Regions from separate parts of the Homo sapiens genome. Here region 1 is linked to region 2. A link is an interaction called in ENCODE POLR2A ChIA-PET data of the cell type or tissue named here. Cell type or tissue: PC-3. All regions are shown on one strand.

Region 1 (4,000 bases), 140 kb before region 2:
TACTGCAACTTACATTAATATATTTATATTTACAGAAGCAAACAGGAAACAGCCAATGGTCAACAGCAGAGCTATCATAAATGATAAATTACAGCTTTAAGAATAATTTTATCAAGAATTCGGGCTGGGCGCAGTTGCTCATGCCTGTAATCCCAGCACTTTGGGAGGCCGAGGTAGGTGGATCATTTGAGGTCAGGAGTTCTAGACCAGCCTGGCCAACATGGTGAAACCCCATCTCTACTAAAAACACAAAAATTAGCTGGGCATGGTGTTGCACACCTGTGGTCCCAGCTACTCGGGAGGTTGAGGCAGGAGAATCACTTGAACCCAAGATGGGGAGGTTGCAGTAAGCCAAGATTGTGCCACTGTATTCCATCTGGGACACAGAGGAAGACATGGTCTCAAAAAAAAAAAAAAAATTTGGTGACATGCAAAAATGTTGATACATTGTGAAGGTTAAATAAGCAGCATATATAAATATGCATATTTATGAAATTTTTTTTTTTTTTTTTGGAAACAGTGTCTCACTATCTCACCTAGGCTGAAGTGCAGTGGTGTAATCAGGGCTCACTGTAGCCTCAACCTCCTGAGCTCAAGTAATCCTCCCACCTCAGCCTCCCAAGTAGCTGGGACCACAGGTGTGCACTATCACGCCCAGCTAATTTTTGGACTTTTTGTTGAGATAGGGGTCTCGCCATGTTGCCTGGGCTGGTCTTGAACTCCTGGACTCAAGCAATCCTCCTGACTTGGCCTCCCAAAGTGCTGGGATTACAGGTATAAGCCACTGCACTAAGTCCAGTGAATCATTTTCCAGACAACATTTACTGAATATCCGACACTGCCTTCCACAGACGGGGAGGTTTCCCAAAGAGGCCGTGCTTTTTGAGAAGCTGGCAAGATAACCCTGGGGTGGAGGGAAGGTGGCCCGCAGCTGAGACCACCACCTTACTGTCCCCAAATCCTCACCAGAGGTTGCTGACACTTCCCTCTTCCCCATCCTCATACTACTTTTCAAATTAGAAAAAGTAGAAAATGGGATGATTAGGCTACCTCACATTTCTAAAAGACACCGCTGTTTCAATTTTTATAGACGCCAAGTCTAAAAGGGTGTAATCACTTGTAAAATTTAAATTTAAAACAGAGAAACCCCCGTCTCTAAACATTTAGTTTCATCTAAGAATCTTACTCAAAACTCGAATCCTGGCCTACTGGGGACAGGAAGCAAGTCTCCAGGGTCAGCGCGCCCAGTACCTTTCACAGCGGCTTTGGTCTCGATGTGGCTCAGATCTGCGGCCACTCCGGGTGTGTGCGCGATATCATAGAGGGTCAGGCGGCTCACCAAGGGGCTGTTCTTCAGGAGAAGTGAAAGTGGCTGCCCGATGCCTCCAGAGGCCCCTAGCACAGCTACTTTAGCATTGTTCTAAAAAGAGGCACAGAGAAAGGACTCTTAGGAGGAAATGAGCATGAAAAGGATTCACATGGTATCCTATAATGTTGCACTGGGCCTCTTTTTACTGCAGTTGCCAAAGCAAGATACAATCATTGTATTTGTAACAGTCTCATTCTGGAAGAATTCAGGACCTTCATTCCAAAGGTCCACTTTCAAATGGGGAGAATTTATGTCTGTAGAGTCTGTGATACTCAGGGTACTTCAAAACCCTCCTGAAAGATGAAGAACAAGCTGGACTCCATCAGGCAGCTGGACTGGTAACAGCAGCCTTCCCTTCAACCTGCAGCTTTATAAACTATAAACACACACTGAGTGCCTAGCAACAGGCCCTCCCGGTAACTGAGGTTGCAGGAAGATCCCTGCTGGCTCTGTAGGAGACAGGTAATGAGATGCATTAGGAGCAGGGAGAACACTGTCACAGAAGCCCCTTGTGCAAGAGGGCAGATGGGGTTGCGGCAATCAACTCCCTGCAGGGGTGGGGAATCAGAGAAGATTCATCCAGGCAGCAAACTTGTGGCTGGAGCCTCAGGCAGGACAAGGAGCTGCCTAACAAGAGGTGGAAGGGGTTACGTACGTTGCGAAAGACTCCAACCCTCCTGGTGAGTCAGATCTGTCATCTCGGGCTCCAGTATCTCACACTGGTTCTCCAGCCTAGGTGTGCATCAGAGCCACCTGCTGAGCTAATGAAGCCCACTCAGGACTAGGCTCCTGGAAGCGGGATGGGGCTTAGGCCTTGGCATTTTTGCCATTTTCCCCAGATGATTTTGATACCAAACAGTTTGAGAATCACTGTTTCATACCAGGCTAATCAGAAGAACAGGCAGCAAAGTAGCAGCTGGCCCTGGGCATTTCAGCTTGGAACAGTTAGGAAAGTGATGGGGTGAAAGTGACCCGGCCCCGCATCCAGCAATCACTCCCGTTATTCGAAGGCACTCTTCCCCTCTAGGTCTCACTCAAGGTCTGACCAAAATTACAGCCATACCCAGGGAGCTTGTTTCTGATCTAAACTCACAAATGAGAAGCACAGCCGATCCCTGGCAGGCAGGCAGGCAGGCAGCTACCAGTGAGGGAAGAGGCAAACAAAGTGGCAGACACGGGAACTCTCGGCACCGTGTGTGGTCATCTGGGGCCTGACAGCATCACTGCACAGTCTTCTACAGTAGCTGAGGCCAGCTAATAACAGGCTTTGGTTATCAGAAACCAAAACCCAACAAACCAAAATCCGAATCAAGACGCTTACCCAGTGGGTTTCTGCTCAGGAAATTAAACTGTGGAAGCATATACAACCAACATTTGAATTCAAACAGGTTTTTGAGTTTCAAGTTGGTGCTTTAAAGGTGAACCCCTGGCTGCCTGGAAACTTGAACCTGTCAGACCCGCTCAGAACCTGAGGTCGGGCAGGCTCAGCCTCACCCACTTCTGGATCTTCAGCTCTCACTCCCACATCTTGTGTGAGTCTCAGGGACTCCCAAATCCCAGCTCTGCATTCCCAGTTCTGTTAGGCGTTCCATGGGTTCCACAAACTCAACTGTCCATTTATCCTGCCCCCCTCCCTCCATCCCTGGTCCCAAATGGCACTTGTGTTCACTAAATGTAAACTTCTAGAACCATCTTCTGCCACCTCCTTCTTATCAGAGACATCAAGTCAGGACATGAAGAACTTGGCAGCTCAACCACCCTCCCAACCCGCTCCTCCTCTTCATTCTATTCCGTTATCTAACTTAGGTACTCAGCAACACCTCCAAAGCATGCTTTCCCAAAATCAAAGTCTTAATCATTTCACTCTCGTGCTCAGGCTGGCATGGTGGTATGCACCTGTAGTCCCAGCTACTCAGAAGGCTGAGGTGGGAGGATCACTTGAGCCCAGGAGTTGAGGCTGCCGTGAGCCATGATGGCGCCATTGCATTCCAGCCTGGGAAACAGAGCAAGATTCCATCTCTTTAAAAAAATATCTTCTGGGCTGGGCGTGGTGGCTCACACCTGTAATCCCAGCACTCTGAGAGGCCGAGGTGGATCACCTTAAGTCAGGACTTTGAGACCAGCTTGGCCAACATGGCAAAACCCCATCTCTACTAATAATAAAAAAAATTAGCCAGACATGGTGGCGCGCACCGGTAATCCTAGCTACTCAGAAGGCTGAGACAGGAGAATCGCTTGAACCCAGGAGGAGATCACACCACTGCACTCCAGCCTGGGTGACAGACCAACAGTCTATCTCAAAAAAAAAAAAAAAAAAATCTTCCAAAGCTTTCATGCCTCCATCACTCAGCCAGGGCAGTGGTTCCACAGGGGAGTGGCCAAGACAATCCCACCAGGGTGGAGGATGAAACTGCTGCAATGAGTGTATCTTTTTTTTTTTTTTTTTTTTTGAGATAGGGTCTCCCTCTCTCACCCAGGCTGGAGTGCAGTGGTGCGATCTTGGCTCACTGCAACCTCTGCATTTTCGGTTCAAGCCATCCTCCCCACCTTAGCTGTAGCTGGGACTACAGGTACACACCACTCATTTTGTAGAAATGAGGTTTTGCCACACTGCCCAGGCTGGTCTCAAAC
Region 2 (4,000 bases):
AAAGAAGGGACTGAACTCCACACTCACCCAGAGAGAGAGCTGTGGAGAAATTCACCCAGATATCTGATACTCTGTGCCATCTTTTCAACACCCTGTTGGACATCTCCCCAGGATGTCCCAGTGAGGCTTCAAATTTGGACTTTGACTCCATGCCCCCTGCTTTTTTTGAAACCAGAACTCCTAAAACACTGAGTCTTCTCTGTCTGCTAATAATATAGCATCACTAAGGAAACATCAGGAAACAGGCATTTTACCTCTTTGGCCTTTTCCCATTGAACCAATAACTGGGTCCTATGGATTCTATCTCCAGAACCTCCTCTTGTCATCTTTTCTGCTGTCCCTGTTCCAGTTGGGGCCACGTGGGTTCACCGTTCACCTGGATGATCTCAGCAGCTTCCTGACTTTTTTGGGGGGGATGGAGTCTCACTGTGTCACCCAGGCTGCAGTGCAGGGGCACCATCTCAGCTCACTGCAACCTCTGCCTCCTGAGTTCAAGCGATTCTCCTGCCTCAGCTGCCTGAGTAGCTGGGATTACAGACTTGTGCCACCACACCCGGCTAATTTTTGTATTTCTAGTAGAGATGGGGTTTCACCATATTGGCCAGGCTGCTCTCGAACTCCTGACCTCAGGTGATCCATCTGCCTTGGCCTCCCAAAGTGCTGGGATTACAGGTGTGAGCCACCGCACCTAGCCGGCTTCCTGACTGTTTATGTCACTTCTCGTTTCTGCTACACCCACTGGCAAGGAAGCCTCTTTTTTTTTTTTTTTTTTTTTTTTTTTTTTTTGAGACAGGGTCTCACTCTGACACCCAGGCTGAAGTGTAGTGGTGAGATCTAGGCTCACTGCAACCTCCACCTCCTGGGTTCAAGCGATTCTCCTGCCTCAGCCTCCTGAGTAGCTGGGATCACAGGTGTGCACCACCACACCTGGCTAATTTTTGTATTTTTAGTAGAGACGGGGTTTTGCCATGTTGGCCAAGCTGGTCTCGAACTCCTGACCTCAGGTGATCCATCCTCCTCAGACTCCCAAAGTGCTGGGATTACAGGCGTGAGCCACCACACCGAGCTGAAAGCTTCTCTTCTTCAGTTACTGTCCTCCTCATTGTCCTACCTTCCTCTCCTTCCCTCCCCACCCCCACCCCGAAAAAACACTCTCGCTGGCCAGCTGGGGGGAAAAAAAGTAGGTTGCATCCACATCTCACATATTACACTAATATAAATTCCAGATAGATAAAATATTTAAATGATTTTTTAAGGGAGAAGGAAAAAAAAAGCCCCCAAAAGTCCATGGGAGAATTGGTGTTAATAATCCCCAAGAGGCATTTCTAAATTATGAAATTATGACATAAACTCCAGAAGCCATAAATGAAAACATTGAGAAATAATCTGGGCTGGGTACAGTGGCTCACGCCTGTCATCCCAGCACTTTGGGAGGCTGAGGTGGGAGGATCGCTAGAGCCCAGGAGTTCGAGATCAGCCTGGCCAACATGACGAAACCCCGTCTCTACTAAAAATACAAAAATTAGCTGAGCATGGTGGCACATGCCTGTAGTCCCAGGGGTGGCTGAGACAGGAGAATGGCTTGAACCCGGGAGGCAGAGGTTGCAGTGAGCTGAGATTGCGCCACTGCACTCCAGCCTGGGTAACAGACTGAGACTCCGTCTCAAAAAAACAAAAACAAACAAACAAGGGGCCGGCAGGGCACGGTGGCTCACACCTGTAATCCCAACACTTTGAGAGGCCGAGGCAGGCAGATTACTTGAGGTCAGGAGTTTGAGACCAGCCTGGCCAACATGGTGAAACCTCGTCTCTTAAAAATACAAAACATTAGCTGGGCGTGGTGGGCGCCTGTAATCCCAGCTAGTCGGGAGGCTGAGGCAGGAGAATCGCTTGAACCTGGGAGGCGGAGTTTGCAGTGAGCCAAGGGTGCACCACTGCACTCCAGCCGGGGTGACAGAGTGAGACTCTTGTCTCAAACAAACAAACAAACAAGGAAGGAAGCTCATTGCTTAAACAGAAAAATCTCTGAGACAAATTGATAAATATGCAAGGTACAGAACAGTAGGTATAGAATGTTACCGTTTGTATGTTCTCAAACAATTGTGGTGGGAAATGAGGGAAGAACATAGATACTAGGTATACATATTTGCCTGTATGTGCATGAAATACCTCCTGAAACAAAAACAAAAACAAAAAAAAAAAAAAGGGAGGGAGGTAAGGTTGGTTGTCTCTGGAGAACTGGGAGGAGGGAGACCAGGGGCAAAGGAATATATTTCACTATATACTACTCTGTATCATTCAAATTTTGTACCTTATGAATGTATTACTTATTCTAAGTCAAATACATAAATACCTTTTTTTGTTTTAAATTAGAGACTGGGTTTTGCTCTGTCGCCCAGGATGGAGTACAGTGGCATGATCATGGCTCACTACAACCTCTGCCTCCTGGGCTCAGGCAATCCTCCCACCTCAGCCTCCGAGTAGCTGGAACTACAGGTGAGCACCACCACACCTGGCTAATTTATTTTTTATTTGTTGTTGAGAGAGGGTCTCGCTATGTGGCTGGTCTTGAACTCCTGGGCTCAAGTGATCCTCCCACCTCGGCCTCTCAAAGCGCTGGGATTCCAGGTGTCAGCCTCTACACCCAGCTCATAAATACTTTTTAAATACCCAGATAATCTTGCTGCTGGCCAAAGAACAAACTTTTACTTGCTCCCCAAATCTAAAGAATAGTGACTATAGACTTGATTTTCTTTTTTTTTAAGGTGGAGTATTGTTCTGTCGCCTAGGCTTGAGTGCAGTGGTGTGATCTTGACTCACTGCAACCTCCTCCTTCTGGGTTCAAGCGATTCTCCTGCCTCAGCCTCCAGAGTAGCTGGGACTGCAGGTGCGCTCCACCACGCCCAGCTAATTTTTTATATTTTTAGTAGAGATGGGGTTTCACCACTTTGGCCAGGCTGGTCTCGAACTCCTGACCTCAAGTGATCCACCTGCCTCGACCTCCCAAAGCGCTGGGATTATAGGCATGAGCCAATGCATCTGGCTGAAAGGATAAATTCTTCTCTTTTTTAGCATTTTCTTCTGGTCATTACAGCCATGCTGGTACATACATGTTTTTCTGGCTGATTTTGACCTGTGACTTTCTTTTCTTCTTCTTCTTTCTTCTTCTCTCTTCTTCTTCTTCCTCCTCCTTCTTCTTCTCTTCCTCTTCCTCCTCTTCCTTCTTCTTTTCTTCTTCTTTCTTCTTCTTTTCTTTTCTCCTTCTTCTCCTCCTTCCTCTTCTCCTCTCCTTCCTCTTTTCCTTCCTCTCCTTCCTCTCTTTCCTCTCCCACCTCTCCCTCCTCTCCCTCTTCCTCTTCTTCCTCTTCCTCCTCTTCTTCTTCCTTCCTCTTCCTCTTCTTCTCTTTCTTCTTTCTCCTCCTCCTCCTTGTTCTTCTTTTCTTTTCTTTTCTTTTCTTTTTTAAATATAGAGACAGGCCAGGTGCGGTGGCTGACGCCTGTAATCCCAACACTTTGGGAGGCCAAGGCGGGCGGATCACTTGAGGTCAGCAGTTCAAGACCAGCCTGGCCAACATGGTGAAACTCGGTCTCTACTAAAAATATAAAAATTAGCTGGGTGTGGTGGTGGGTGCCTGTAATCCCAGCTACTTGGGAGGCTGAGGCAGGAGAATCCCTTGAACCCAGGAGGCGGAGGTTGCAGTGAGCCGAGATCACGCCACTGCACTCCAGCCTGGGATATATAGAGAGAATCCATCTCAAATAAATAAATAAATAAATAAATAAAGAGACAGGTTCTCACTATGATGCCCAGGCTGGTCTCAAACTCCTGGGCTCAAGCAATCCTCCTGCCTCAGCCTCCCATAGCACTGGGATTACAGGCATGAGCCACCATGTCCAGCCCTCTGCCTGATATTTTAGATGTTACCTCTGGAGTCCCACTGATGTGAGTTAGGCCATTTAAACCACAGCTCACCTCTGCTGCCCACACCCTTCCAATATT

What was found. ChIA-PET counts read pairs that join two places held together with the same protein. Peaks named below come from ENCODE experiments on the same cell type or tissue, not always from the same donor. Only the 100,000 strongest peaks of a DNase experiment are listed, where the experiment ranks them.
Region 1: POLR2A ChIA-PET joins it to region 2 with 8 read pairs; 15 of 35 experiments call an interaction of 5 or more read pairs at or near these places.

Annotation. Positions count from the first base shown.
Region 1 is chr7:76,052,250-76,056,249 of GRCh38, reverse strand. It overlaps MDH2 (malate dehydrogenase 2), which reads right to left. Exons shown (of 9, transcript NM_005918.4): 2 at 1,252-1,420. Among named protein-coding and RNA genes, the nearest start is that of MDH2, 6.1 kb to the right of the region's middle. In PC-3, a CTCF peak has its summit at 2,162 (motif pointing left); a DNase peak (open chromatin) is centred at 2,019; H3K4me3 peaks cover 331 bases; H3K27ac peaks cover 569 bases.
Region 2 is chr7:75,908,994-75,912,993 of GRCh38, reverse strand. It overlaps LOC124901680 (a long non-coding RNA gene), which reads right to left and starts at 453. Exons shown (of 2, transcript XR_007060393.1): 1 at 255-453. In PC-3, no CTCF peak of the experiment used is centred here; no DNase peak of the experiment used is centred here.